Linked DNA regions of Homo sapiens: regions 1 and 2 are each linked to region 3. Evidence: chromatin loops called from intact Hi-C (ENCODE). Cell type or tissue: HCT116. All regions are shown on one strand. Each heading gives the region's core, and the rest is flanking DNA. Links, peaks and the distances in the headings are about the cores only. Region 1 holds the start of TEPSIN-AS1 (TEPSIN antisense RNA 1). Region 2 overlaps CEP131 (centrosomal protein 131). Region 3 holds the start of LOC124904080 (a long non-coding RNA gene).

Region 1 (9,096 bases), core at 1,097-9,096, 86 kb before region 3:
GTGTGGAGAAGTTTATGGCAGGGTTGGAAGGAGGGAAGGTTATCTTGGGGCAGGCATCTTTTCAGCCTGGAGGTGGGTTTTCTCGAAGCTGGCATCTTCCCGGCTGGAGAAGGGTTATCTTGGGGCTAGCATGTCTCTGGTTGGGGAGGAGTTTGGAATGTTTCTGGTTGGAGATGTTATTTGTGGTTCATGGTCGTGCTGACCTTAGCCATTAGGCTGATGCCCTATGGATTTAGGCAGTTTTTGGTTAAGGTGAACTTTAGAATGAGGGGCTTGTCCAAGATGGTGATGCTCCTGCTCTGTCACAGAGCAGGGGCAGCGTGGGGTGGCAGGTGGGTGCCCTGGGCTCCTGCAGGGAAGATGGCAGCCTCAGGGTGTCAGTTCATCCAGCCATTGACTCAGCTTGTGGCCGCCAGCCCTGGGCCCAGGGACAGCCAGGAGCATCGTCTCCGAATCACGGGACCAGCCTGCCAGGGTGGAGGTAGACGGCCGAGGGGCGTGAGTGGATTCGCCTGTGACAGAGGCTCTCGAGGGGTTCTCAGAGGCACAGCTCTCAGCCTGAGCCCTGAAAGGATGCCGCGGCCCCAGGTGTAGGCTTGGGGGGCCCTGGGGCCGGAAGATTTAAGGAAAGAAGCCCCAGTTCATCATGACAGGAACTCTCAGAGCAGGGGAGCTCGAGGCGGCTGAGACTGGGGTTGGGTGGGGCTAGGTGGAGCTTTCAGGCTGTGATAAGAACGCTGGTTTCTCCCTCCAGGCCCCGGAAGCCTCTGAGGGGTCCCTGGTGCACCTGGGGCAGGGAGAGTGGGCTTCGGGGAGGCCACACCCGCTCAGGCACCAGGGGTTGCCGACCCTGGGGGAGACGAGGTGGTTGCTGTGGAGAGAGTCTCGCCTCTGTGGGGCATGGGTGAGGGGGAGCTGAGGGTCTGCTCAGGTGTGGCCTCTGCAGGGTCCTGGAGGAGGGCATCCCATTGGCTGTGACAGAAGGGCCTTGGTGGCAGGAACTTGCCACCCTGGAGTGGGCCCAGGGCACCGTGCTCCACAGGGAGCAGCGGTGCCAGGCTCAGCCCTGCCCCCGACTTGCCTTTTCTGTTCTGCAGCTTTTGCAGGGCCCCCAGATCCTCTGCACGGGAACAGCTTGTACCAGAAGGTTCGCGCGGCCGCGCAGGTGAGCCCAGGAGCAGTGTCGCTCTGCGGGGTGCCCCTCCTCCTGTAGAGGGGTGGGATTGGGGCCAGGATGTCAGCTGGGGGGTTTGCAGTTCTCCCATCCGGGACCCCTGCCTCTGCTCCTTGCTGGTGGACACAGAGCCTGTGTCCAGCTGAGTGGCTCAGGAGAAGTGTCCGGGGGACAGAACGGAGCTGATATGGGTGGCAGGGTGAGTACAGCAGGCCCTGGTGTGAGGACACTGAGGGCCTTCGCCTCCCCCTGTAGGACTTGGGGAGCACCCTGTTCTCGGACACCGTGTTGCCGCTGGCTCCCTCCCAGCCTCTGGGGACCCCGCCTGCCACAGGTAGGTGACTGAGGGGACCGTGTCCAGCTCTGGCACCTGGTTTCTGCCTCCTTGAGTGTCCTGGGTGTCTGTGCCATCCGTGGGCAGGGCCGAGGGTGGGGGCCGGCTTGCTGCTAACGGAGGACCCTCTGCAGGCATGGGCTCCCAGGCCAGGCCGCACAGCACCCTCCAGGGTTTCGGCTACAGCAAGGAACACGGCCGCACGGGTGAGTGGGGAGGGCCTGCATGGGCTCTGGCATCTCAGGGTGTGGGGATGAGGAGGTGGTGGGGGCCGGACCATGCCGCCCCATCTAGTAGCTGCTGTCCCCCGTCCCCTCCCCTACATGGCCTCAACCCTTCCTGGGGCTGTCCCCACTGTCTCTCTCTGGCTGCTGACGTGGGGGTGGGGCAGGTGTGGCCAGGGCTGCTTTATGGACAGATGAGAGAAACCAGGCCGAGCAAGAAGTCAGGGCTGGGCCCCGTGGCAGGGGTGAGTCCCACTCTGAGAGGGGCCGAGGGCTGTGCCCCTGGCTGTGGTGCAGGTGACTCAGGCAGTCCCGTGTGGAGCTGTTATGAGGTGGGGCAGTACCAGTGGACAACTGCTCACCAGCGCCAGGAGAGCCACAGGTGGCACCACTGCCTGCGGCTGGGACCCAGCCCCCAGCCCAGCTGTGCCCTGCTGCCGGGCCCTGGGCGGTGTGTAGCTGCTCACCGTTAGGCTGTGTCACGCCGTCCTGCGCACAGCCTGGGGCTCCTGCCGACACTTTGGTGTCGGGGCAGCTTCTACAGGGAACTCACACAGGAAAGGCCGGCCCCTCCCCGAGCCCTGGACACACCCTCCCTGAGCCAAGGCCAAGCCCAAGCCCCTTAGGACACCTTCACCCCCAGAGGACAGAGGGACGGAGGCATAACTCTGCAGTGAGCTTTGGTGTCCAGGCCCACTGGGAGTGGGAATGCCAAAGCGGAGTCCACTGGGAGCTTCCAGAGGGCCTGGGGCCCACCAGGAGGCCTCCCTACCTGCAGCATGTACCCCGACCTCTCCAAGCTTGAGCAGGGAGCCGATGCGGGCACCCTGCTCCCAGAGAACGCGGGTGGGGGCCGCACTGGGCGGCCGTCCCATCTCCCTCTCCTCGGGTACAGGCTCGGCAGGCGAAGCCTTCCTCTCCACCATCCAGAAGGCCGCAGAGGTGGTGGCCAGCGCCATGCGCCCCGGGCCCGAGAGTCCCAGTACCCGGAGGCTCCTGCCGCGGGGTGACACCTACCAGCCTGCCATGATGCCTTCAGCCAGCCACGGTCCCCCAACCCTGGGGAACCTACTCCCCGGGGCCATTCCAGGTCCCCGAGGTATCGAGGCGAGGGCTCCTCCCCTTGGGGTCTGGGTCACTCCTTCCTGTCACCGCTGGGGCTTTGCGGCCACGGAGGCAAATCCCAGGGCCTCCCACACAGCAGGAGGGGTGGGACCCGCGGCGGAAGCACATGCCCATGGGGCTGGTGTTTGCTGAAGCTGGAGCCAAGGTGGCCACCCATCCTCAGCTCAGGACTCAGCCCCCGAGGCCTCCTGGTCCAGGGCCCCGGGAGGTGGGCATGGGGCTGGCCTGAAGCCCCAGGGATCTCACCGGCTGTCCTGTTTCCTCCAGCTGTGAGGCATCAGCCTGGGCAGGCCGGAGGGGGCTGGGATGAGCTGGACAGCGGCCCCAGCTCTCAGAATTCCTCCCAGAACAGCGACCTGAGCAGGGTCTCGGACTCGGGCAGTCATTCCGGCAGCGACAGCCATTCAGGGGCCAGCCGGGAGCCGGGTGACCTGGCAGAAAGGTGAGCGGGAGCTGCCAGATATGTGGGAGAGGTCTCGGAGGCACCACACTGTCCCCCTCCCAGCGCGGCTCCTGCTCTCCAGGTTCTCCCCCATGCGAGACAGGAGTGGGGGCATGGCCTCCACTCACCCTTGACCCGGCCATTCCCCCTGGCAGGGTCGAGGTGGTGGCCCTGAGTGACTGTCAGCAGGAGTTGAGCTTGGTGAGGACTGTGACTCGGGGACCACGCGCCTTCCTGAGCCGCGAGGAGGCACAGCACTTCATCAAAGCGTGAGTGCGCCCGGACCCGCCCTGCTCTGCCTCAGCCCCAACCGTGGGCGAGGGAGGAGGGAACGGGCCGCACCCGCCACCCAGGTGTCCCCTCTGTGCAGGTGTGGACTGCTCAACTGTGAGGCCGTGCTGCAGCTGCTGACCTGCCACCTGCGTGGGACCAGTGAATGCACGCAGCTGGTGAGCTGCACACGCGGGCGGGAGGGCGTGACTGTGTGCATGTGCCTGTGTGCGTGTGTGTGCGTGTGCGTGTGTGTGCACGTGTGCCTGTGTGCACACCTGTGTGTGAACATTCCTCTGTGTGGCTGTGCGTGCGCACATGCCTGTGTGTGTGCGTGTGGGTGTGTATGCCTGTGTATGTATGCCTGTGTGTGTACACACTCGTGCATGTGTGCGGTGTGTACACACTTGTGCACGTGTGTGGTATGCACACATCTGTGTGTGTGTGTACATGACTGCATGTGTGTGGTTGTGTATGTATGTGCCTGTGTGTGTGTGCATGCACATGAAAGTGTGGACACGTGTGTGCGTGTGTCGGGGGGCGTGCGGAGGAATGAAGGTAAGGCAATCGGGGCAGCAGGTCACGTGCTTCTCGCTGGGGTCTGTCCAGGAGCCGGGGAGGACATGGCTCTGGTGTCCGGGAGCTGGGGTGTAAGGCGGTGAAGACAGGGCTCTGGTGTCTGGGAGCGGGGGTGTAAGGTGGTGAGGACAGGGCTGTGGTGTCTGGGATCCGGGGTGTAAGGCGGTGAGGACAGGGCTGTGGTGGAGCTGTCTCTGGGGCCTCCTGGCACTCCAGTCATTGATGAGGAGGAAGAAGAGGGAGAGAGATGGCCAAATAGGCCTCCCTGGCGTGGACCTGCTGCCCCATGGGTGCTGATGTCCCCTCCCTTCACCCGCAGAGGGCGCTGTGTGCCATCGCCTCCCTGGGGAGCAGCGACCTCCTCCCCCAGGAGCACATCCTCCTCCGCACCCGGCCGTGGCTGCAGGAGCTCAGCATGGGCAGCCCGGGACCTGTGACCAACAAGGCCACCAAGGTGGGCAGCTGCGGAGGCCACACGCACACCGGGGTCCAAGGGTACAGTGGGAGATACGCTGCAGTCCACGGCCACCCCGTCCCTGCCCGGCGCCTGGTCAGCCCTTCCCGGACCCCCTCTCAAGTCCCTGTCCCGCTGGCAGAGGGAGCAGCAGCAAGTCAGGGTCCTCACCTCCCCATTGCCTTCCCGCCTTCCACCCAAACTCTGCAGCACTCACAGTACACTGGCCTCTACCTATTCCTGGAAGCCCCCAGACTCCGCTGCCTTAATGTTCCTGCCCTTGTGTCTTGGCCTCACACTTACCTCTTCCAGGAAGCCCTCCCTGACTGCACATGCAGTTTGCCACCCATGACACAGCTCATGCTCAACTCCCAAGCTCCGGAGGGCAGAAATGGTTCCATTCATCTCTGTGCACTTGAACACTCTGAACTGCCTGGCGGCCACTGGAATCACACGGGGAGGCCTCTCCCGGCCGCCAGGCCCTGGCACCTTCCCTCTGCCTGTGGGCATTCCCAGCTTCTTTCTTCCTGTTTTCTCCCTGGCTGCTGGAAACACAGGTCCTCAGTCACCCATCCCCAAGTCATCCTTAACTGTCATTGGCCATCTGCTAGCTCACCTTTCAGTCAGAGCGACGAGTGAGCCTGGGGTTCGCACCACCGCAGGCGAACCTCATAGTGGGGTTTCTAAAACGGGCATGCTGGAAGAACCCTGCGTCCAACAGTTGGAAATGCCCAGATGTGCCAGGCCACGTGTTCACTCCCTCCGGCAGTGCCTGGCGGGTTATGACGGGGAGGGTGTCCATTTGTCTAGTAGTGAGTAAAGGAGCAAGATTCGAGGTGTGTATGTGACACCTGCCCCGTGTCGCCAGCACCAGCCCAGCAGCTGCTCTCGGTGGGATGACAACTGGGTGCACTGCCCCAGCCCCTCCCAGCAGCCGGTGTCCTGCCCAGAGGTGGCCCTGCCCTCTGGGTGGAGGGACTGAGGAGGTCCTAGGGAGAAGCGGGCCCTGGTCCCCACATTTCCCAGGGTTGCATAGGAACCTCCCTGGTTCCTCCTTCCTCTTTCAGATCCTGAGGCACTTTGAGGCCTCCTGTGGGCAGCTGTCCCCTGCCCGGGGCACCTCAGCTGAGCCTGGCCCCACAGCCGCCCTCCCAGGCCCATCTGACCTGCTGACCGACGCTGTGCCTCTCCCTGGGAGCCAGGTCTTCCTGCAGCCTCTGAGTTCAACCCCGGTCTCGTCCCGGAGCCCTGCTCCCTCATCTGGGATGCCGTCCAGCCCTGTGCCCACCCCACCCCCAGATGCCTCCCCCATTCCAGCCCCCGGAGACCCCAGCGAGGCCGAGGCCAGACTGGCAGAAAGCAGGCGGTGGAGACCTGAACGGATCCCAGGGGGCACGGACAGCCCAAAGAGAGGCCCCAGCAGCTGTGCGTGGAGCCGCGACTCCTTGTTTGCTGGCATGGAGCTGGTGGCCTGTCCCCGCCTGGTGGGGGCTGGGGCTGCTGCGGGAGAGTCCTGTCCTGATGCTCCCCGCGCCCCCCAAACATCGTCCCAGAGGACAGCAGCCAAAGAGCCTCCTGGCTCAGAGCCGTCAGCTTTCGCGTTCCTGAACGCCTGACCCGATGGCCTGGCCCTGGAGTCTTCAGCTTCAGCTGCTGTCTGGGGCGGTCTGTGCTTCCTGAGCAGCCTCAACCGTAGCTGCTACAGTCTCCAGGCAGCTTGACTTGAGAGGACGACCCTAGGGCTACCTCAGTTTCCCCCATCTCCTCTGCCAGAGGCTCTGGCTATTTGGACTTGAATCCCTACGAGGGATGGCAGGTGGCAGGGCTTCAGAAATGTCGATCTCAGGGCTCTCAGGGGGCAGTCCCTGCCTGTCTTGCTCTCAGACATGAGGTTTCTTGTATGAATGCGGAAGCGACTACCAGGTTCCTTATTTCATTTTGATCTCAGCTCCCTCCTTCCCCAGGAGGTCATGAGCAGCAACAAGCCACTGCTCCCCCGTCCCATCGGGGTGGGCTAGGTGCTGAGGCTGGGTTTGGTGCATGTGGGTTGAGGGTGTCTTGTCCGGGCTGCCTTGTGCTGTCTGGCCTGAGGCCATTTCAAGTCTCAGATCCCTACGTGATCCTTCCCTGGCTCTCACCTGCTCCTTTAGGCTGTAATTGCTTCCTACACACGAAGCCTCTGATTGGAGCCTCTGGTCCATCTCAGAAAAACCTTCCAAGAGCGCTGGGGTTTATGCTTTCTGAATAAACACTACTGTTTACATGAACCTGGGCCGCTTATTTTTCTTTTTTTGTGTATGTGCATTTTAATGAAAATACCATCAATAAGGGGCACACACAGAGGACTGCTTTCCTCAAAGGAGGGACAGGCGGTGTTCCTGAAACGTTTGGTAGAACTTCCCACTGGCACTGTCCTTGCAGTTCACCTTCTTAATGGCAAGGTTTTAAACTATGAAATTCAGTTTCTTCAATAAATAATAGACTATTTGGGTTATCTATTTCTAATTTCAGCAGTTTGTGTCTTCAGGGGATTGGTCCATTTTATATCAGTTGCTGAATTTGTGATTCCGTTTTTTGTAGTAGTCCTTTATTCTTCCGTTCATGCCTGTGGGGCTGTAGTCACACTATCACACTCTTCCTGTCATGCCTGTGGGGCTGTAGTCACACTATCACTCTTCCTGTCATGCCTGTGGGGCTGTAGTCACACTATCACTCTTCCTGTCATGCCTGTGGGGCTGTAGTCACACTATCACACTCTTCCTTTCATGCCTAATATTGGTCACTTGTTTTCCCTTTTTCTTGGTCAGACAGTTTATTAATGTTATTAGTTACTTCAAAGAACAAACTTTGGTGTTTTTTTTTTGTACTTCACTAATTTCTGTTTTTCAGTTTCCTAGTTCACTAATTTCTGTTCTTTATTATTTCCTTTCTTCTGCTTTGGGCTTATTTTTATTTTTTCAGTTTCTTTTTTTTTTTTTTTTTTTTTTTTTGAGACAGAGTCTCACTCTGTCACCCAGGCTGGAGTGCAGTGGCGCAATCTGGGCTCAGTGCAACCTCTGCCTCCCGGGTTCAAGCGATTCCCCTGCCTCAGCCTCCCGAGTAGCTGGGATTGATTACAGGCTCATGCCACCATGCCCGGCTAATGTTTTGTATTTTGGTAGAGATTGGGTTTCACCATGTTAGCCAGGATGGTCTCGATCTCCTGACCTTGTGATCCACCCTCCTCGGCCTCCCAAAGCACTGGGATTACAAACATGAGCCACAGCGCCCAGCCTTTTTCAGTTTCTTAAGGTGGAAGCTTAGATTATTTATCATGTCCTTTATTTTCTAATGTGAGCCTTGTAATGCTATAAACATTCCTGTGAACACTGCTTTGGCTGCATCCTATGAATTTTGGTACATTTAAATTGTTATTCAGCTCAAAATATTTTCAAATTTATCTTGAGACTTCCGTTTTGTCCAATGGGTTATTTTAAAGCATATTGTGTTATGATTTAATTCTGATATAGTCAGAGAACATATTTTATATGATTTCTGTTATATTGTTTAAAGATTTCAAGCCTAGGCAACATAGCAAGACCCCGTTTCTACAAAAAAAAAAAAAAAAAAAATTTAAATTAGCCAGGCATGGTCGCAGCTACCCAGGTGGCTGAGGCGGGAGGATTGCTTGAACTCCAGAGGTCAAGGCTGCAGTGAGCCATGATTGTGCCACTGCACTCTAGCTCTGTCACCTAGTGCAGTGGTGCAATCACAGCTCACTGCAGTCTCAACCTCCTGAGTTCAAGCAGTCCTAAGCAATCCTCATGCCTCAGTCACCACACATGGCCTTTTTTTTCTTTGGTAGAGATGGAGCTCTTGCTATGTTGCCCACGCTGGTCTCCAACTCCTGGCCTCATGCAATTCTCCCACCTCAATCTCCCAAAGTATTAGGATGACAGGCATGAGCTGCTGTGCCTGGCCTCACACTTTTGTTAAGGATTTCAAACTTTTGTTAAAGTTTGTTTTATGGCCAAGAATATAGTTTATCTTGGTGGATGTTCCATGTACACTTGGTCTAGAAAACTAGAGATCAATATCCTTCTGGAATATAGATGCAAAATTCCTCAAGAAAACAACAAAATGAATCCAGTAATATATAAAAAGTGTAATACATCACTATAAGTGGAATATATCCCAGGAATGCAAGGCTGTTTCAACCTATGAAAATCAGTGTAATTCAATCCATCATATTAACAGTAAAGAAAAATCACATGATCATTTTATGCAGAAAAAACAAGAAACAAATTCAACATTCACTCATGACCCAAAAACCCTCCCAAATTTGACAAATTAGAAATGTAAGAGATCTTTTGGGTGGCAAGGGGTTTCTGCAAAAACCCCTCAGCTGACATCATACTTAATGCTGAAGGACTGAATGCTTTTCCCCTATGATTGGAAAGAAGGCCATGGTGTGCATGCTAACCATTTCTGTTCAGCATTACACTGAAGCCCTGG
Region 2 (10,288 bases), core at 703-8,702, 58 kb before region 3:
CTGCCTCTGAGCCTTCAAGGAGAGTGTGGGCTCCTTGGGCTAGGCCTCAGGGGACCCATGAGTGGAAGGGATTGGGGACACATTTTTCCTCCGGCATTTAGAGCCTTTGCCAAGGGAATAGTCTCAGGGGAGAGACCGTGTGGTTATTCTCCAGGGTTGGCACAGGAAGAATTCTTGCCTTTTTTTTTTTGAGATGGAGTCTTGCTCTGTCACCAGGCTGGAGTGCGGTGGCATGATCTCGGCTCACTGCAACCTCTGACTCCCTGGTTCAAGCGATTCTCCAGCCTCAGCCTCCCGAGTAGCTGAGATTATAAGCACGTGCCACCACGCCACCACGCCCGAGTAATTTTTGTATTTTTTTCGTAGAGACAGGGTTTCACCATGTTGGCCGGGATGGTCTCGATCTCCTGACCTCATGATCCACCCGCCTTGGCCTCCCAAAGTGCTGGGATTATAGGCGTGAGCCACTGCACCCAGCTCAATTCTTGCTTTTTAATTTATTTTTAAGTTAGAGGCAGGTTCTCATCTGTCACCCTGACTGGAGTCCACGATCATAGCTCACTGCAGCCTCTACCTCCTGGGCTCAAGAGATCCTCCCCCTTCAGCCTTCGGAGCAGCTGGGACCACAGGTGCACAACACCACTCCTGGCTAATTTTTAAATTTGTTGTAGAGATGAAGTCTCGCTGTGTTGCCCAGGCTGGTCTCAAACTCCTGGGCTCGGGCAATCCTCCTTCCTTGACCTCCCCAAAAGCCCTGGGATTACAGGTTTGAGCCCCCACACCTGGTCCTAAAATTTACCTTAGTATTTATCAGTTATATGTTCATACACAGCCAAAATGTCAAACAGCACCATAGGCTTAAAATGTGCTGCCCCTCCTACCCTCCCCACCCCTGCCCCTCCTACCTCCCCTCCCGCTGCCCCTCCTACCCCCGCGCCGCCCCTCCTACCCCCCCACCCCTCCTACCCCCATCCCGCTGCCCCTCCTACCCCCCACCCACTGCCCCGCTGCCCCTCCTACCCCACTGCTGCCCCTCCTACCCACACTCTTGCCGCCCCTCCTACCCCTGGCGCCTGCCCCTGAGGAGCAGCATCTTTTCAAGCTATTTCTTCTGGTGTTTTTTTGTTTGTTTGTTTTTGTTTTTGAGACGAAGTCTCGCTCTGTCGCCCAAGCCAGAGTGCAGTGGTGTGATCTCGGCTCACCGCAACCTCCGCTTCCCGGGTTCCAGTGATTCTCTTGCCTCAGCCTCCTGGGTAGCTGGGACTACAGGCGTGTGCCACCACACTAGGCTAATTTTTGTATTTTTAGTAGAGACGGGGTTTCGCTATGTTGGCCAGACTGGTCTCGAACCCCTAACCTTGTGATCCACCCGCCTCAGCCTCCCAAAGTGCTAGGATTATAGGTGTGAGCCACTGCGCCCGGCCATTTAGTGTTTTATTGAAAACATTTATGAATACATGCCATGCTGCTCATTCCTGAACAGCTCAAAATCAGTCCTGGTAGGTTATTCACACCACCCAAATTGGCAGATGAGCCGCGCTCCAAGAACCAGCTGTTGAACGTTTGTGAGTGCAGGCTGGTGCCAGGTGCAGGCCAGGCTGGTGCTGGGCGTGGGCTGGTGCCTGGTGCGGTCCGGTGCAGGTGTGGTCCGGTGCAGGTGTGGTCCGGTGCAGGTGCAGGCTGGTGCAGGTGTGGTCCGGTGCAGGTGCAGGCTGGTGCAGGAGCAGGTTTCGTGCATTGCTCTGCTCTCTGCTTATCCTCATTCCCATCATGTTCTGTTGGTTTGATTTTGGGCCTCTGACATGTTGGTCTTTGCCCAGATGTCTTGGTGGTTCTTGTTAAAAGGGAGGCCCTAGGAGTTAGCTGGAAGCCTATTGCCTGGTGGCTTCACTTCGGGGCACTGGTGCAGAGAGCAAGGCATTGTTGAGTATCCCCACCTACCAGTGTCTGTGGGACCCTCCTCACAGGCTGAGTCTCTCCAGAGACAAACCCCCAGCCCGCCCCAGGGTTCGAGTCCTGGCTGCCCGGTTGCACTGCTGGGGAGGGGTGGCGGTGGCTGTCCTGGGTGAATCACCCATCTCTGCCCCACCTGCAGGGCCAGCTGGGGAGGGCAGGGTGGATGCTAGCGGCTCAAGTGAGGGAAGGGGCTTTGCCGAGCAGCCAGATTCTCCCCTTTGCCTCAAAGCCTGTCCATGCCTGTGGGAGAACAGTGTGTCTCCGTGGGGGCACGGGACCTGCCAGCTCCTCGCCCTCCCTCCCCACAATGCCTGGACCCTCCCTTGTGTCCCAGTTGCTCTCTGCTGGCCCTTCTGTTTCTAATCCTCCAGGTCTGCAGATGCCCCTTTCCTGCAGTCTCCCCATCCCTCCTGTCAGCCTCGGTATTGGTCCTGTCCTCCCGCCTTCCTGCGGGTCTGCGGAGGGGCAGAGGCAGAGAATGTGGCTTCCATCCGTCGTGTGGGATGGGGCTTCGCTTCTGTGAGTCTGCTCTGGAAGCTGATTGTGAGCTGCTGGCCTGAGCTGCTCCCCCCGTCTTGGGCACGTCCAGCGTTCATGCCTCGATTCTATCCCCTGCCCCGTGGGAGCCCCTGGTCCAGCTTTCCTGTCCTGGGAAGAACCCCATCATCAGGGCGCAGGCTGTGGAAGGGGCCTGGGGACACTGGACGACAATGCTGCCAGCACGTAGCAAGCACTGAAGGCCTTTGTTCCCTCCCAGCCCGTGCTGCGAGTGTAGCTCTGAGATCTCAGGCGTCCCCTCCAGAGGCCTGACCATTCCTGTCTCTCTTCCGGCCTGGCAGGAGCAACAAGGGAGCAGTGGGCAACTGCGTCACCACCATGGTGCACAACCGCTACACCCCCTCGGAGAGGGCGCCTCCGCTCAAGAGCTCCAACCAGACTGCCCCCTCCCTCAAGTAAGGTCTTCTGGGGAGGCCGCGGGGCTGCGGGGTCCGACCTCAGTTAGGGCATGTAGTCAGTGCACCTGGGGTCCGACCTCGGTCAGGGCACGCGGTCAGTTCACACAGGGTTCTACCTTGGTCAGGGCATGCGGTCAGTGTGCATGGGGTCCAACCTCGGTCAGGGCACGTGGTCAGTGCACGTAAAACCGCGTGGAGCAGCTGTGAACCGGGCTCCCCATCCACGTCCGCCGCCCTCTTCTGTTCTTGGGTCGGCAGCTTCCCACAGAGAGAAAACAGCCCAGATGTGGCACAGTGAGGTCTGGGGCTCACCCTGAGGTGGGGCCCCCAGGAGGAAGCCAAGGCTTGTGCAGAGCCCAGAAGGCGTCACAGCGGGGGTGGACCGAGCGGGGCAAAGGAGCCCCCGAGTCCACCACCACATGGTCTTGCGGGGATTGGGGATGGCCTTGGGGTTGCTCAGGGGTCCCTCAGGCTCTGGACTCCTGTGACTTTTGGGAACTTTCTCAATGGAATTTTTTTTTTTTTTGAAATGGAGTTTCATTCTTGTTGCCCAGGCTGGAGTGCAGTGGCATGATCTCGGCTTACTGCAACCTCTGCCTCCCAGGTTCAAGCGATTCTCCTGCCTCAGCCTCCCGTGTAGCTGGGAGTACAGGTGCCCGCCACCATGCCGAGCGAATTTTTTTGTGTTTTTAGTAGAAATGGGGTTTCACCATGTTGGCAAGGCTGGTCTCGAACTCGTGACCTCAGGTGATCCGCCCGCTTTGGCCTCCCAAAGTGCTGGGATTACAGGTGTGAGCCAGGGCACCCAGCCTCTCAATGTAACTTTAGTGAGAAGTTTTTAAATGCAAAGAGCTCATTATCCTGGGTACCAGTGAGTGGGACCTTGTCAGGGCACAGGTGGTCCAGAGGCCAGGATGTGGCACGGGAGAGCCGGCCTCGCACCTGCCGCTGTCCCCCTCTGCCCCGGCTGCCAGCCTGCCAGCACCACTTCCAGGCTCAGTCCTGGGACTTCCGGGAGTGGGCACCTGCTGCCTGTGGGCAGAGCTGTTCCCCTGGGCGGTGAGACGAGGGTGTTTTCTTCTTACCTGTCAGCAACATCATCAAGGCAGCCACCTGTGAGGGCAGTGAGAGCAGCGGCTTTGGGAAGCTGCCGAAGAATGTCTCCAGTGCCACCCACTCAGCCCGGAACAATACTGGGGGCAGCACGGGCTTGCCCAGGCGGAAGGAGGTGACGGAGGAGGAGGCTGAGAGGTGACCGATCTTGGGGCGGTGGGGGGGGGCCTGAGCCTAGAACACAGAGGTGGGCAGGCATCAGGGTCTGGGGGGCTCACACCTCCGAGGATAGAAATTTCCATTTAATAATTGTTTTAATTTAATTTTTTTTTTTTTTGAGACAGAGTCTCGCTCTGTCGCCCAGGCTGGAGTGCAGTGGCGCGATCTCTGCTCGCTGCAAGCTCTGCCTCCCGGGTTCACACCATTCTCCTGCCTCAGCCTCCCGAGTAGCTGGGACTACAGGTGCCCGCCACCACGCCTGGCTAATTTTTTGTATTTTTAGTAGAGACGGGGTTTCACCGTGTTAGCCAGGATGTTCTCGATCTCCTGACCTCGTGATCCGCCCGCCTCCGCCTCCCAAAGTGCTGGGATTACAGGCGTGAGCCACCACCCCCGGCCTGTTTTAAAATATTGAGACCGAGCAGACCCCATGTGGTGTGGTTCTATTTACATAAAACACCAAGCAAAGGCAAGTTTATCACAGGAGGTCGAAGGCTGGTGTAGGGGTGGCAGAGAGGGCTCCTCCAGGGGCAGTGGAACATTCCAGAACTGCACTGTGCTGATGGTCACACAACTCTAGATTTGCTAAAAATCATTGACTTGTACACTGAAAATGGGTAGATTTTATAGTATGGAAATTGTACCTCAGTAAAACTGTTAATTAAAACAACATTAAAGGCAAAGAAGATACAGAACTGAAAAAAGCCAACAACACCCAAAGCTCCAGGGGCTGTGGGCGGAGCCTCCTGTGATGATGACTGTTGGGGGCTGTGCCCCTGCCGCTTGCCCCTGGGGAGCTGGAGGGGCTGTGGGCGGAGCCTCCTGTGACCATGACAGTCGTTTCTTGTCAGGACAGTCGCGGGGGTACCTCCCTGCCTGGACTTTCGGAGCCTGCTCCTGGCGGAGCCGTCACCTACCCTACCGCCCAGTTAGGGCTAGGGAGACCAGGCCTGTAGACGCGGTGGGTGGCACGAGGGAAGGGGGACCAGAAGCCCGCAACCCCTTGAAGCCCCCCAGTTCTGCCCGGGGCAGACTGCTCCCGAGCTAGGGCTCACACGTTCTGGGTTCTCTGTTAGTGCCTTTGCTGAGAGAATCCACACATGGTCCCGAGAGCCAAGGTGAAGCATTTTTTTTTTTGCTTAATCAGTTTTACTTAGTATAATTTGTATACAATAGAAGGTGCCCATTGTAAGTGTGCAGTTCCATGAGATTCCACCAGGGTGTATAGTGCTGTCTGTGGACACAGCAGACCAAGATAAGGAAACGGCCCAGCACCACCAGGCTTCCCTCGAGCTCCTTCCCCGCCCAGATGCCAGCAGCCACCAGTCTGTTCCCTCATAGCCCTGCCTGTTCCGACCACCCTCTCTGTGGAGCCACGGCCTGTGGTCTGCACTGGCCTGAGTCCCGGGCCTGTTGCCTGTGGGTAGGGTCCCGCCATCCAGTATTCACGCTGTAGCCAGGTCATGGGCATTTGAACTCTTCCCACTTCCTGGCAATTGTAAATAAGGCCACACAGGCCTGCGTGGGTAGGCGTTTCCTCTCCCCTGGGCACCTTCCCAGGAAGAAGGTTTTGGGTTTTAGTGGAGCTGGTCCAGGCGGCTGGTCCTGCCATGTGAAAATGGTCCAGGTGGGCTGGTCCTGCCTTGTGAAAAGGGCTACTTGAGTGCAGCCGCCGGCTTCTCTCTTCCCCGGCTCGACCTTCCACCAGCAGCCAGCTGGGTCCTGCCGGGGCGCTGGTCCTGTCTTGGCCCTGAGTCCTGCTCTCCGGGCAGGTTTATCCACCAGGTGAACCAGGCCACTGTCACCATCCAGCGCTGGTACCGGCACCAGGTGCAGCGGCGCGGAGCAGGAGCTGCCCGCCTGGAGCACTTGCTTCAGGCCAAGCGGGAGGTCAGTGTGGGCGTCTCAGTCACTCCATGCTCCCCCGGGGGGTCTGGCCCAGAATCCCAGGGGTTTGAGTTTCTGGGACAGGTGGAATCAAAGCCTAGGATTGCTCGTGGGCCCCGTCTCTGGGTGCAGCATCCTTCTTGACCCTGGGTCCCCGCGGACAGTCAGGGTGGTCCTCACTGGCGGTCCTCAGGGCCTGGGTGTCAGGAAACGCCTGCTGGGTCCATCCCAGGCTGGAGAGTCTCAGGAGGACGTTCTGTGGGGGCAGAGCTGTCTCCCCCACGCCAGAACTGTTGGCCACCTGCGACGTAGGGCTCATCCTCTGTAGAGCAGAGAAATGGCAGGTTCAAGGTCCTGGTGGGGTTTCACTTTCCCTGCTGGCCCTGAGATTCCACGAACTCTAGGGGACTCCAGGGCGTTGTGGGGAAACCTCTGGTCTGGGTCTGGATTCCGTCTTCCAGATGTAAACGCCACATGGCACCGGCTTCTTTGGCAGGAGCAGCGGCAGCGGTCAGGCGAGGGGACCCTCTTGGACCTGCACCAGCAGAAAGAGGCAGCCAGGAGGAAGGCCCGGGAGGAGAAGGCACGCCAAGCCAGGCGAGCAGCCATTCAGGTGCTGACCGCGCAGGGACCACTGAGCAGCACCGTGGCCCAGGCCTGACCGTGCGGGGCTGCTGCTGGGGCTCCCTGGGCCCCGGGACACTTAGCCTCAGGGCAGCTTGGCTGTGGAGCCTGGGGTCGTCCTCTCCCAGGGACAGTGCTCAGCGATGCTCCCACTGCAGGAGCTGCAACAGAAACGAGCCCTGAGAGCCCAGAAGGCGAGCACTGCCGAGCGTGGGCCACCTGAGAATCCCAGGGAGACCAGAGTGCCAGGAATGCGGCAGCCTGCTCAGGAGCTGTCCCCCACACCAGGCGGCACTGCCCACCAGGCCCTCAAGGCCAACAATACTGGTGAGAGTGGCTCCACGCCCGCCCTGCTCTGGGGGGTGGACTGCAGCCAGGAAGGAAGTGCAGCCCTTGTGGACCTCCTCTCGGCCTCCTGTGCTGCTGCCCATGTTGGCGGCCCCAGTCCTCGGAGTTAGGGGCCTTGGCCCCCAGCTGACCTGACGAGGGTGCCGAGACCTTGACAATCAAATGGTCCTGGACGTAGGGATCCCTACAGAGTAGAAGGCCCGGAAGGGAGGGGTGGCACTCATCCTCCACAGCTCCACACCCAGAAGGCCGTGGCTCCCCAGCGGCTCCTCTGCTTCTGGGGTCGCCTCCGCCTCCCCCATGCCTGGCTCCTTCCCGGGGGTGCCTCCAGAGTTGCTGCCCGCCCCGGGATGCTCCCTGTGGAATGGTGCTGTGTTCTGCTGTGCAGGTGGTGGCCTCCCTGCTGCAGGCCCCGGAGACCGCTGCCTGCCCACCTCCGACTCATCCCCAGAACCACAGCAGCCTCCAGAGGACAGGACGCAGGTCTGAGCACAGCTGTCCTTCACTCCATCATGGTTTTTGGCTTTAAGGGCCATGTCTGTGCCAGGGGTGTCCTGAGCTGAGCTTCTCCCAGCCCCTCCTCTGCTCTAGGGGCCACTTAAGCTCAGAGAGGCCACCCAGGAGGTGTCTTCTTGCTCTGATGCATGGTGCTGGCTGCCTCTTGGGGAGCCTTTGCTGGGGTGGATCCAGTTGGGTTTTTGCAGATGTCCTGGGGTGGGGGGCCTTGCATCCTCATCCACAAAAGAGGAGCTTCCGGCTCTGAGGGGTGACCTGACAGCCAAGGCTCCCAGGCTGCTCAATGGTGGGGCCAGGTGGCTGCACTCCTGTTTTCCTGGAGTGGGGCACTGGGAGGAGTCCCCTGGTGGCTGGAGCTGCTCTGGGTTTGAGCAGCTGCAGAGACCGGGTGGGAAGGTCTGAGCCCTGGCCTCACCTTCCTGGGGCTGAATGTCGGGACTGGGGAGCTCCCGCGGCGCCTTTGGGGCTCTGCGGTTGGCCTCCTATGTGGGGGCTGCTCTCAGCTACCAGCAGCCTTGCTGCATCTGTCTCCCTGCTCTTTTGCAGGACGTTCTTGCCCAGGATGCAGCTGGGGACAACCTGGAGATGATGGCCCCGAGCAGGGGGAGCGCCAAGTCCAGGGGGCCACTGGAGGAGCTGCTGCACACACTGCAGCTGCTGGAGAAGGAGCCGGACGTGCTGCCCCGCCCCAGGACCCATCACAGGGGCAGATACGCCTGGGCCAGCGAGGTGACCACGGTGTGCGCCCGCCCTGCACAGTCTGTCCACCCACGCCATTCACACAGAGCATGCGGTGGCTGTGGGGGTTGGGAAAATGGGGATGCCACAGGCTCCTCCTGGCTTTAGTCACAACCCTCCCTCCCAGAGCCCAGCCTCAGCTGCCACCTCTGCCTTTGGGGAACCCAAGTCCTCAGGCTGCCCTGACAGCCCCCGATGCTGGGCTCCTGTCCCACAGGAGGATGACGCCAGCTCTCTGACAGCTGACAACTTGGAGAAATTTGGAAAACTCAGTGCGTTCCCCGAACCTCCTGAGGATGGGACGCTGCTATCGGAGGCCAAGCTACAAAGCATCATGAGCTTCTTGGACGAGATGGAGAAGTCTGGGCAGGACCAGCTGGACTCCCAGCAGGAGGTGGCCCCTCACCAGCCCGCACCCGGCCCCCAGTGGGAGGAGGCCCCTCACGAGCCTGCACCTGGCCCTCGGGGGAGGAGGCCCCTCACCAGCCCGCACCTGGCCCCCAGGGGGAGGAGGTCTCTCGCCAGCCCCCACCCGGCCCCCAGCAGGAGGTGGTCCCTCACCATGTACCCACCTAGTTATGCAGCACCCCCCACGGGTCTCTCAGGGTGGAGGTGGCAGGGCCCGCATTCCCCATACTGCCCCCACCTACCCGCTGCCCCGAGCTGCCTCCACGAGCCCATATGTGTGGATAGTTCAGCCCTCTGGAGCCCTGCTGTCCTCTGGGTTGGTTTGTCCTGGGTGAACACTAGCGGCCAGGCTAAATGGAGCAGTGACGTGAACTTTATTGTCACAGGGCAGGAAGCTGGGCAGCATAGAACTTTTTAAATGGTTTGTTTTTTATTCCTGAGGCCACGGCCCCCATTTCCTGTACTGAGCAATGAAAACGACCTCTGCTGGGCCGCCTGCCACCTGCCCTCCGGCTTCCCACGGGCTCCCGTGTGCAGCAGCCCCTCTGTCCCCAGAGGGCAGGGCCGCAGGGGCATCGTGTCAGGTCCTTGGCTGCCCCCCGTCCTCTGCCGCTTCCGCCTGACGCTCGGCTGTGTCTGCAGGGGTGGGTGCCGGAGGCGGGGCCGGGGCCCCTGGAGCTGGGGTCCGAGGTGAGCACGTCTGTGATGCGGCTGAAGCTGGAGGTGGAGGAGAAGAAGCAGGCCATGCTGCTGCTGCAGAGAGCGCTGGTAACGCTGCTGGCACTGCTAATCCCGGGCCCTGCTAGCCTCCTACCTGCTGAGGCCAGGCCCACCGGTCCTAGCGCTTCCCTCCTCTGCCCACACCCTGCAGGCGCAGCAGCGAGACCTCACGGCCCGGCGGGTCAAGGAGACAGAGAAGGCGCTGAGCCGGCAGCTGCAGCGGCAGAGGGAGCACTACGAGGCCACCATCCAGCGGCACTTGGCCTTCATTGACCAGGTGAGCGGCCCGGGGAGCGCAGAGGCCCGGACCCAGCGCGTGGCTCATGGAGACTTCCAGAGCCAGGGGCTTCCCACTGCCAGGGAGCTTCTTCCTCTGTTGGGTGTCACACGGGTGTCCGCTGGACGCATTCCAAGCCTTTCCCATGCCATTCCCAGCCATGCATGCCCTGGAGAGGGCACTCCTGTCTTTATCCAGAGCCGCCCCGTGTGAGTGTAGTGGGGTGTCCTGCCGGCCCCTCAGCTCAGTCGCAGCCCCGGTTGGCTCCTGTTCTGAAGAGAAGAGACCTAGAGTTGGTCTGGGGTGTGTGAGAATAGGGGCCTCCAGGGCTGCTTGATAGTTGTCACAGGTGTGTCCTGACCTGGGGTCTGGCCTGGGGCCGGCAGTGAGGCTGGTGTGGTCCTGACACCCTTTGGCAGACAGTGAGCCTCCTCCAGGGCTGGGTGATGGCCTCGGCAGAGCTACCCTCATCCCAGGAAGACCCTGACATCACTGCAGGGGGTGGGCTGGGGCTTCTCTGACATTCGCCGGGTCCCCCAGCTGAGGACAGGACGGCGGATGCAGGCCTGGGCCCGTGTTTGCACAC
Region 3 (9,424 bases), core at 1,346-9,345:
GCCAACTGCCCAACTGGGGGCTATTCCCAAGCTCCTCACTAGCAGGGTCATCTGCTCCTTGGACACTCGGGTAGGCCCCGCTGGCTCAGAGCAGGACTGTGGACACAGGCAAGGGTGTGTGCGTGAGTGTGCGCGTGAGTGTGTGCATATGCGAATCTCCATGAGTGAGCGTGAGTGGGAGCGTGTGCATTTGTGTGTGTGCATGTGTCTGAGAGCACGTGTGTGTGTGTGTGCAAGTGTGTGCCCGTGTGTCTGTATGCTCCTTCCCTCCCTTGCCCCAGGTGTGCCGCAGGCACCTCAGGGCGTTGGTGTCCCCTCCCACACTGTATCCAGTGCCTTCCATTGGGGGAACCCCCGGGGCTCATCCCCAGGTACCTCATCCCGGAGCCATGTGTGGCTTCAAGTCCAGCCGGTCGTTCTAGAGGCTGGTACTGGTCCAGCGGACGTTCCCTGTGAGCTGGCCTGGGCTGTGGTCTTGAGCAGGAAGGGTCCCTGTGGACGGGGGTGGGCTCCTCCAAGGACCACATCAGGCGCTTTGCAAGATGCCGGGGGTGTTGGGACAGCATGTCAGGGTGGAGGAGCAAGTGGGAGGCTGAGCGTGGTGGGGGCAGCAGAGAGTGGACGGAGACCCCAGGGCAGGTGGCCATTCTGCGTCCAGCGCGGCTCTGTAAGGGCAGCAGTGATGGGATCAGGTTTGAGTGATAATCAAATACAATCATACATCGTCTGATTCTAAATGCAGTGCATGCTTGTTGTAGAAAACGTGCAAGTACAGGATGCAACCAGCTGGATTTCTACCTCCCAAGACAAACTCTTCACGCTTTGGGGTATTTTTTCCCAGCTTTCTTCTGTTCTTTTTTTTTTTTTTTTTTTTTTTTTGACAAAGTTGTGATCAGGATTTGTAAATAGTTATATGTCCTGCTTGTTTCTACCCTTACTGAGGGTAGAAGGAAGAGAACCAAACGGCGCATGGTGACCGTGTGTAATTTCACTAATTCTAACATCTGTATATGAGACGTCAAAGCTCATCAAATATGTATATGCACATCTGTCTATACACCAGGCCCTACAGTCACGATGACACGTTTCCCTCATGCCCTGGTCCTGGGAGTCCTGCACGTCCTGCTTCTTTTCCTTAGCATAACGTCATTGATATCTTCCCGTTTGTTTAAAACACCTTCTTTTCTTTGAGACAGGGTCTTGCTCCATCACCCAGGCTCGAGTGCAGTGGCATGACCTCAGCTCACTGCAACCTCCACACCTGGGCTTAAGCGATCCTCCGACCTCAGCCTCCGGAGTAGCTGGGACCACAGGTGTGTGCCACTATGCCTGGCTAATTTTATTTATTTATTTTTTAAATGGGGTTTCGCCATGCTGGCCAGGCTAGTCTCAAACTCTTAAGTTCAAGCAATCCGCCAGTCTTGGCATCCTGGGATTACAGATGTTAGCCACCTTACCAGGCCTAAAACATAGTCTTAAATTCACTTTTTATGGCTTATTTTGCAGATATACCATTGTTTTTATTTCATCATTCTTTCACTGTTGAACATTTAGGCTCTTTTTTACTTTTTTTTTTTTTTTTTGAGATGGAGTCTCGCTCTGTCACCCAGGCTGGAGTGCAGTGGTGAGATCTCAGCTCACTGCAACCTCTGCCTTCCGGGTTCAAGCGATTCTCCTGCCTCAGCCTCCCGAGTAGCTGGGACTACAGGTACCTGCCACCACGCCTGGCTAATTTTTGTATTTTTAGTAGAGACAAGGTTTCACCGTGTTAGCCAGGATGGTCTCGATCTCCCGACTTCGTGATCTGTCTGCCTCGGCCTCCCAGAGTGCTGAGATTACAGGCGGGAGCCACCAGGCCTGGCCTCTTTTTTGCTCTTATAAATACCACTGCAATGAACATCTTTGTGCAAATAGCTTTTTCCGTCTGCGGCGTTCACTTTCTCATTCCTTACTTTATTTTTATTCTGGATGCGTGTGCCCTCTAGGTTATTTTCTTAGTGTAAATTTCCAGACATGGAATTACTTGGCTGGAGAGAAGGCAGGTCCACAGGCTGTTCTGATTTAACATCCACCAAACGGCCTGGGCAGCCGGTTCTGATTTACTGGCTTCTACAAACTCCCGCTGTCTGGAAACTGGACATGTTATAATTTTGCATTTCTTTATGATCAAGGCTGAACATTTTCTCACGGATTGGGCAGTTTGGTTTTTTGTTGTTATTTGTTTTGAGACAGCGTCTTGCTCTGTCATCCAGGCTGGAGTGCAGTGGTGCGATCTGGGCGGCTCACTACAACCTCTACCTCTTGGGTTCAAGCCATTCTCCTGCCTCAGCCTCCCGAGTAGCTGGGACTACAGGCACCTGCCACCATGCCCGGCTAATTTTTGTATTTTTAGTAGAGACAAGGTTTCGCCATGTTGGCCAGGCTGGTCTCAAACTCCTGACCTCAAGTGATCCACCCACCTCGGCCTCCCAAAGTGCTGGGATTATAGGTGTGAGCCACCGTGCCCTGCCGGGTTGGGCAATTTGTATTTCCTCATTTGTGAGCTGACTTCACGTAGTTTGCTTGTTTGTGGTTTTTGTTTTTGGGACAGGGTCTCTCTCTGTCACCCAGGCTGCGGTCCAGTGGCTCAATCTTGGCTCACTGCAACCTCCGCCTCCTGGGCTCAAGTGATCCTCCCACCTCGGCCTCCTGAGTAGCTGGGACCACAGGTGTGCATCACCACGCCCAGCTAATTTTTTCTTTTTTTTTTTTTTTTAATATGGAGTCTCGCTCTCTTGCCTAGGCTGGAGTACAATGGTGTGATCTTGGCTCACTGCAACCTCCACCTCCTGAGTTCAAGTCATTCTCCTGCCTCAGCCTCCCAAGTAGCTGGGATTACAGGTGTCCGCCACCACGCCCGGCCAATTTTTGTATTTTTTTGTAGAGAAGAGATTTGGCCATGTTGCCCAGGCTGGTCTCGAACTCCTCACCTCGAGTGATCCGCCTGCCTCGGCCTCCCAAAGTGCTGGGATTGTGGGTGTGAGCCACCGCGCTCAGTCTTGTTTATGTTTGGGGTCTTAACGTATTTGTTATTTTTTACTGATTGTGTGCTCTGTGTAGTCATGACATCAGCTCTTCGACATATTTTCTGTAAATTGCTTTTTTCGGTTCGCTGTGTGCCTTTAATTTGAGGGCTTTTATCGAACACCCTTTTTTTTTTTTTTTTTTTTTGAGATGGAGTTTTGCTCTCGTTGCCAAGGCTGGAGTGCAATGGCACGATTTCCGCTCACTGCAACCTCCGCCTCCCAGGTTCAAGCAATTCTCCTGTCTCAGCCTCCCGAGTAGCTAGGATTACAGAAGCATGCCACCACGCCTGGCTAATTTGTGTATTTTTAGTAGAGACGGGGTTTCATCATATTGGTCAGGCTGGCCTCAAAGTCCTGACCTCAGGTGATCTGCCCACCTCAGCCTCCCAAAGTGCTGGGATTACAGGCGTGAGCCACTGTGCCCAGCCGGAACAGACATTTTTACGGAGCCAAAGCCTTCAATATTTTCTTTTGCGATCCCTTCCATTGCTTTTAGCTTACAAATCCTTCTCCATTCAGAAATCTAATATTTACCTATTTTCTTTTAAGATGCTGTAATCTATCTTAGAATCATTTAATCTGAAGTTATGCAGTCAGGCTATTTTTTTCTTTTTTCTTTTTCTTTTTCTTTTTTTTTTTTTTTTGATGGAGTCTCACTCTATCGATAGCCCAGGCAGGAGTACAGTGGCACAATCTTGACTCACTGCATTTTCCACCTTGGGAGTTCAAGCGATTTTCCCGCCTCAGCCTCCTGAGTAGCTGGGATTACAGGCACCTGCCACCACACCTGGCTAATTTGTGTGTTTTTAGTAGAGGCGGAGTTTCACCATGTTGGCCAGGATGGTCTCGAACTCCTGACCTCAAGTGATCCACTCACCTCGGCCTCCCAAAGTGTTGGGATTACAGGCGTGAGCCACCGCGCCCGGCCTGAAGTCAGGCTTTTCATGGAGTGTGGAATCCTCTGCGTGGCCAGGCCCAGATTTTGGTGGGTTTGTGCCCCAGCACTGTGAGGTTCTAATTATTGTAGCTTTTGACGCTGGAAGGGCAGATTTCCTGTCTGTGCTTTCTTTTTCCACGCTGTTAGCTTCTTTCACCCGGGAGCTTCATCTAAGGCAGTGTCTTTAATGGGCACCAGCACGCTGGACTTCGTAGCTTGTGATTCACAGGAGCGAGCTGGGCTCTCAGACTCTGCCACACTCTCCGGTGTGGATTTGATGAAGACAGAAGCTTTAGTAACAGTGAAGGCGAACTCCTCCCACGCTGGAAATGTGAATGGCCGGGGGTGCGGCACTGAGAGTGGGTGGGCGGCTCTCAAGGGAGCCCTGTGGGCTCCTGCGGGCCCCCTGCCCGGCCCCCTTGCCCCTCCATTGTCCCAGCTGCAGCGGCCCCGCCTGGGGGTGCCTCCAGGGGCCACTGTGTCCTCTCGGCCACCCACAGGCCTGCTCTTCCCTGATGATGTGGCCACCCTCTCCCCAGGGTCCTGGCTACCTTGCCCCAGGTGTGAACACCCGACCAGCACAGAGCGATGGGGAGGGCAGTGTGGGGCTGGGACAAGGGGCCTTGACCTTTACCCCCAGGCTCCTATCTGCAGCTTTGCTGATCCTGATCCATTTGTTTGTGTGATTTGGGGACATTTTGGGGGCATTTTTGGGAGGTGTGGGCCAGGCTGGGTCTGTGCAAGAGACGCTGGCTGTTGGTGCCACAAAAGGTGAAAGAGGCTGCCTCGGGGAGGGGAGTGAGCCCCAAGTTCCTGGAGGGGTGCACTTAGCCACTTAGCAGGAAGCTTCCTGAAGGGCCGAGCGGGGACAGGGGTGGGGGCAGAGAGCCACACCTTATGTGCTGGCCACCCTGGCCACCCGTCCCTGCAGGAAGGCAGCTTGGGTGGAGGAAGCATGCAGGGGCAACCCTGGGCACCGTGCTCACCCTGGGTGCACCTGCTGTTGTGGGGGGAATGGCTGGGAGCCTTGGAACCTCAGACTGAGCTAGCATGTGGGGGTCACGCCCGCACCCACGGGGCATGCATGCCAGGCACACCCGACGGGTGAGCAGAGCCTGGAGCCCCGGGCAGGCAGGGCCCAAGGTTCCAGAAGAGGCAGTGTGGGTGGAGAGAGTGGAGGCCTCGCCTTACCCCGTGGGGATCACACCCCATGGCCACCCACCGTGGGGCCCCTGGACTCCACACAGTCCTGGCCTCATCAGGGGTGGGGATTGCTAACTGTGGGGCGACGTGCTGAGGAGAGAGGCTGTGAAGCCAGAGGGGTCGAGGAGGCTGGAGGACCAGGTGTGGCCACGGGAGGCGGGGCTGCATGGCTGGGGGAATTGGGGCTGCGTGGACACGGGGGGTGGGGGCTGCATGGCTGGGGGAAGTGAGGCTGCGTGGACACGGGAGGCAGGGGCTGCGTGGACACAAGGGGTGGGGGCTGCATGGCCCCAGGCAGAGCTGGATGGGGTTGAGGGGAAGTGCATTTGGACCCAACACAGAAAACTTACTAGCTCTTGGCTTTGACCAGGGCCACCCTGTGCTGCAGTGAGCACCCGGTCCTAGGGACAGCCCTGTAGAAGCTGGGCCAGGTCAGGTGACGTGTCCTGGGACTCCAGGGTCCCGCACAGGCTGCCTGGGACCTGGGGCTGCTGCAGGCGGCTTCCGCCTGGGACGTGTGCACGTTGCGGGGGTGGGGGCTCATCGAGCCAGGTGTGGCCAAGGGCTTGGGCTGTGGGGCCACTCTCAGGCTCAGCCAGGCCACTCTCGGAACTCTCCCGTGGCCTTCGAGGGAAGGCCGTGTGCCGGCAACGCTGCGGACGGCAGCACCCCAAGCTGGGATCCCCCAGCTCTGTGCTGAGTAGGCGCCATCCTGGACCACGCCTGTGTTTTGAGCTCAGGCCACGCTGTGCCTGGAGCTGGCCTCCCTGTTCCTCTGTGTGTGGCCCAGAGTCCCAGGAGCCTCCTGTCCTTTCCACTGCGTGTGTAAAATGGCTGAGAGTGCCACCTGGTGGGCGTGAGGGTCACGCCGATGATGCGTCCACACCTCCGTGGATAGGGTGGTTACAAGTCAAGTGGACTTTGGGGGACGGGGACAGGGAGGCTGGCTGGCTGGGGCGGGGGTGGGGCTGGGTCCTTACTGCTCAGGGAGGCTCACAGGTGAGAAGCCACTCCCAGGAGGGTGGGACTGACTCAAAGCCGGCAGCCTGTTGTGGGGGTGTCTCCACCCCAAGCACCTCCTTCTCTTCCCTGCTCTTGGTCCCCTGCCAGCTCCCTGTGGCTGGCTCTGCCTCTTCCCACCCCAACCTCTCAGCAGAGCCAATGCTCCAGAGCTGGACAATGGCCAAATAGACATTAACTTTGAAACTGGAGGCCAAGGCGGGAGGATTGATTGAACCCAGGAGTTTGAGACCAGCCTGGACAACATAGTGAGACCTGTCTCTACAAAAAAATGTAAAAATTAGCGGGTGTGGTGGTGCAAGGCTGTGGTCTCAGCTACTTGGGAGGCTAAGGTGGGAGGATTATTTGAGCCCAGGAGTTTGAGGCTGCCATGAGCCGTGATTGCACCACTGCGCTCCAGCCTGGGTGACAGAGCAAGATTCTGTCTCAAAAAAAAAAAGAAAAGAAAAAAGAAAAAAAAGAGCGGGCCTGGTAGCTCATGCCTGTAATCCCAGCATTTTGGGAGGCCAAGGTGGGTGGATCACCTGAAGTCAGGAGTTTGAGACCAGCCTGGCTAACATAGTGAAACCCCATTTCTACTAAAAATACAAAAATTAGCCGAGGGTGATGGTGGCAGGTGCCTGTAATCCCAGCTACTTGGGGGGCTGAGGTGGGAGAATCACTTGAACTGGGGAGGTGGAGGTTGCAGTGAGCTGAGATCATGCCACTGCACTCTAGCCTGGGTGACAGAGTGAGACTCTATCAAGGAAGGAAGGAAGGAAGGAAAGGAAGGAAGGAAGGAAGGAAGGAAGGAAGGAAGGAGAGGGAGAAAGAGAGAGAAAAAAGAAAGAAAGAAAAAAAGTAAGTAACTGCTGGCACTAGAGGCCTCTAGGGTTAGCCTGGGCAGAGTCCTTGAAGCTGACCTGGACCTGCCCCCAGCGCGTCCAGCCACGTGTGCACAGCAGATGTACCCTCACCACCCCACCTTGGGACCAGCTGGTGCCAGGCCTGAGCCACTGCATCTGAGCATGTCTTTGAGGACTGATGGCGGCCCTCTGGGGACCTGCCCAGCCACCAAGCTTTCCATGGCACCCCCACCCTTGCTGGGCCTGTCTTGTGTCCCAGGAGGCACAGGGGTTGGGGGCAGACACCACAGAGGCTTTGCTGGGGAGCCCCTTGGAAGGGCTGTTGCATGAGTTTCCTGTGGCCACTGATTACAGATTTCATGGAGTCTATTATCGTAGGTTCTGGAAGTCAGAAATTGAAAGTCACTTACTTTCTTTTCTTTTGGGGGGGACAGAGTCTCTGTCGCCCAGACTGGAGTGCAGTGGCTCAATCTCAGCTCACCGCAACCTCCGTCTCCTGGGTTCCAGCAATTCTCCTGCCTCAGCCTCCCAGGTAGCTGGGATTACAGGCACACGCCACCATGCCCGGCTAGTTTTTTGTATTTTTAGTAGAGACGGGATTTCACCACGTTGGCCAGGCTGGTCTTGAACTCCTAACCTCAGGTGGTCCATCCATCTTGGCCTCCCAAGTGGTGGGATTACAGGTGTGAGCCACCGCGCCCGGCCGAAAGTCACTTTCATGGGCTATAGTCAATGTGGTGGAGGCTGGGCTCTGGGGAGAGTCCACCCCTGGCCTTTCCAGCCCCTTGCATCCACGGCTCCTAGCCCCCACGGCCCCACGGCTCACGGTCCCCATGGTCCCCACGGTCCCCACGGCTCATGGGCCCCACGGCTTACGGCCCCACAGTTCACAGTCCCCACGGCCCCACGGCTCACGGTCCCCACGGCTCACGGCCCCATGGTCCCACGGTCCCACGGCCCCACGGCCCCACGGCTCACAGCTCACGGTCCCCACGGCCCCACGGCTCACGGCCCCACAGCCCCACGGCTCACGGCCCCACGGTCTCCCGGCCCCACGGCTCACAGCCCCACGGTCTCACGGCCCCACGGTCTCACCGCCCCACAGCCCCACGGCTCACGGCCCCACGGTCTCCCGGCCCCACGGCTCACAGCCCCACGGTCTCACCGCCCCACAGCTCAACGGCCCCACGGCCCCATGGTCCCCACGGCCCCACGGTCCCCCGGCCCCACGGTCTCTGATTCTGCAGTCACTTCTCTCATCTCCAGTTCCTGCCTCCCTCATCCAAAGACCCTCGGGATGACCCTGGCTTGCCTGGCAATCCGGGCTAATGGCCCCGCCTCACGTCCTTACCTAAATCCCGCCTGCAAAGCTCCTTTTGCCATGCAAGGCACCCAGAGTCTCAAGTTTCGAGGATCGGGAGGTGGACAGCTCTGGGAGCCGTTGTTCTGCATACACCAGGTGCCCCCTTACCAAATCTGGGGCAATTTGAGAATCAAACTAAACAATTACAGTAACACATTACAGCTCATTGGAATGAAAAGGAGTGCCTAAGTGTGACGTAAATAAATGGGAATGATAGTGTCTTGAGCACTGATACGAAAAAAGCAAGTGGGGGTGAAGGCCCTGCCTTCCCTCACGGCAGAGTGCACACCAGGAGACGCAGCAGGAACAGTAGAAACAGTCACCAGCCAGGCCCGGTGGCACGTGCCTGTCACACCCATCATCCCAGCTACCCGGGAGGCTGGGCGGGGAGGACTGCTTGAGGCCAGGAGTTCCAGGCTGCAGTGAGCTGTGATCACCCCACTGCATTCCCATCTGGACAACACAGACCCCATCTCTAAAACAAAAAGAAATAGAGTCATCCTTTGGGGGTCCTGAGGGTGGCTGATTCAGGGCCAGTGGACAAGGCTGGTGGACAGAGGACTCATGGGCTGTGACAGTCCTGGTGCATTTTACCCACCATGGGTGAGGCCCTGGTTCCTTGTGTGGACAGTGGCCTAAGAAGCCACAGCCTGGACACGTGTGTGCATGCTGGTGTCACGGTGTATCCACTGCAGGCTCACATAGGCACCCTCCAGCCCAGTTGCAGAGGAGGCAGAACTGCCCCCATTCTCACCATGGCCAGGGGCACAGCCTCAGCAGCGCAGTGGAGGGCTGGGGCATCAGCAGGGGTCACCAGGGTTGGAGGGTGTGCTTTGAAGTGACCTTTCAGTGCAGCTACTTGGGCTCTCATAAGGCCTGCGGGAGGACCAGGGACCGCGGTATGGCCAGGCCAGGCTTGGAAGAGCCTGGGGGCCGCGCAGCATGTGTGGCAGCAGAGGGCCGGGCTTGGAAGAGCCTGGGGGACACCATG

What was found. Hi-C counts contacts between places; a loop is a spot of excess contacts. Peaks named below come from ENCODE experiments on the same cell type or tissue, not always from the same donor. Only the 100,000 strongest peaks of a DNase experiment are listed, where the experiment ranks them.
Region 1: a loop joins it to region 3, with 9 times the contacts of the local background. A loop is called at or near these places in 80 of 110 quality-filtered maps.
Region 2: it touches region 3 in a loop (7-fold over the local background); 58 of 110 quality-filtered maps call a loop at or near these places.

Annotation. Positions count from the first base shown.
Region 1 is chr17:81,226,050-81,235,145 of GRCh38, reverse strand. It overlaps TEPSIN (TEPSIN adaptor related protein complex 4 accessory protein), which reads left to right. Exons shown (of 13, transcript NM_001363764.2): 5 at 1,098-1,165; 6 at 1,430-1,508; 7 at 1,643-1,714; 8 at 2,628-2,831; 9 at 3,125-3,299; 10 at 3,455-3,568; 11 at 3,670-3,748; 12 at 4,468-4,602; 13 at 5,670-6,869. The coding sequence ends at 6,218. TEPSIN-AS1 (TEPSIN antisense RNA 1) reads right to left here and starts at 6,439. Exons shown (of 4, transcript NR_135654.1): 1 at 5,769-6,439; 2 at 5,219-5,408; 3 at 4,906-5,144; 4 at 2,937-3,288. LOC124904081 (a long non-coding RNA gene) reads right to left here and starts at 1,688. Exons shown (of 2, transcript XR_007065940.1): 1 at 1,545-1,688; 2 at 1-1,207. In HCT116, for the core only: a CTCF peak has its summit at 4,481 (motif pointing right); no DNase peak of the experiment used is centred there.
Region 2 is chr17:81,196,115-81,206,402 of GRCh38, reverse strand. It overlaps CEP131 (centrosomal protein 131), which reads left to right. Exons shown (of 26, transcript NM_014984.4): 6 at 2,796-2,909; 7 at 4,005-4,163; 8 at 5,957-6,074; 9 at 6,568-6,684; 10 at 6,854-7,022; 11 at 7,432-7,526; 12 at 8,106-8,288; 13 at 8,515-8,691; 14 at 9,348-9,473; 15 at 9,577-9,702. Among named protein-coding and RNA genes, the nearest start is that of CEP131, 22 kb to the left of the region's middle. In HCT116, for the core only: a CTCF peak has its summit at 5,377; a DNase peak (open chromatin) is centred at 5,422.
Region 3 is chr17:81,139,520-81,148,943 of GRCh38, reverse strand. The region is part of intron 1 of AATK (apoptosis associated tyrosine kinase); the gene reads left to right. It overlaps LOC124904080 (a long non-coding RNA gene), which reads right to left and starts at 2,014. Exons shown (of 2, transcript XR_007065939.1): 1 at 376-2,014. RefSeq lists an enhancer at 5,337-5,837 and a silencer at 6,104-6,153. In HCT116, for the core only: a CTCF peak has its summit at 6,069 (motif pointing left); a DNase peak (open chromatin) is centred at 6,073; H3K27ac peaks cover 966 bases.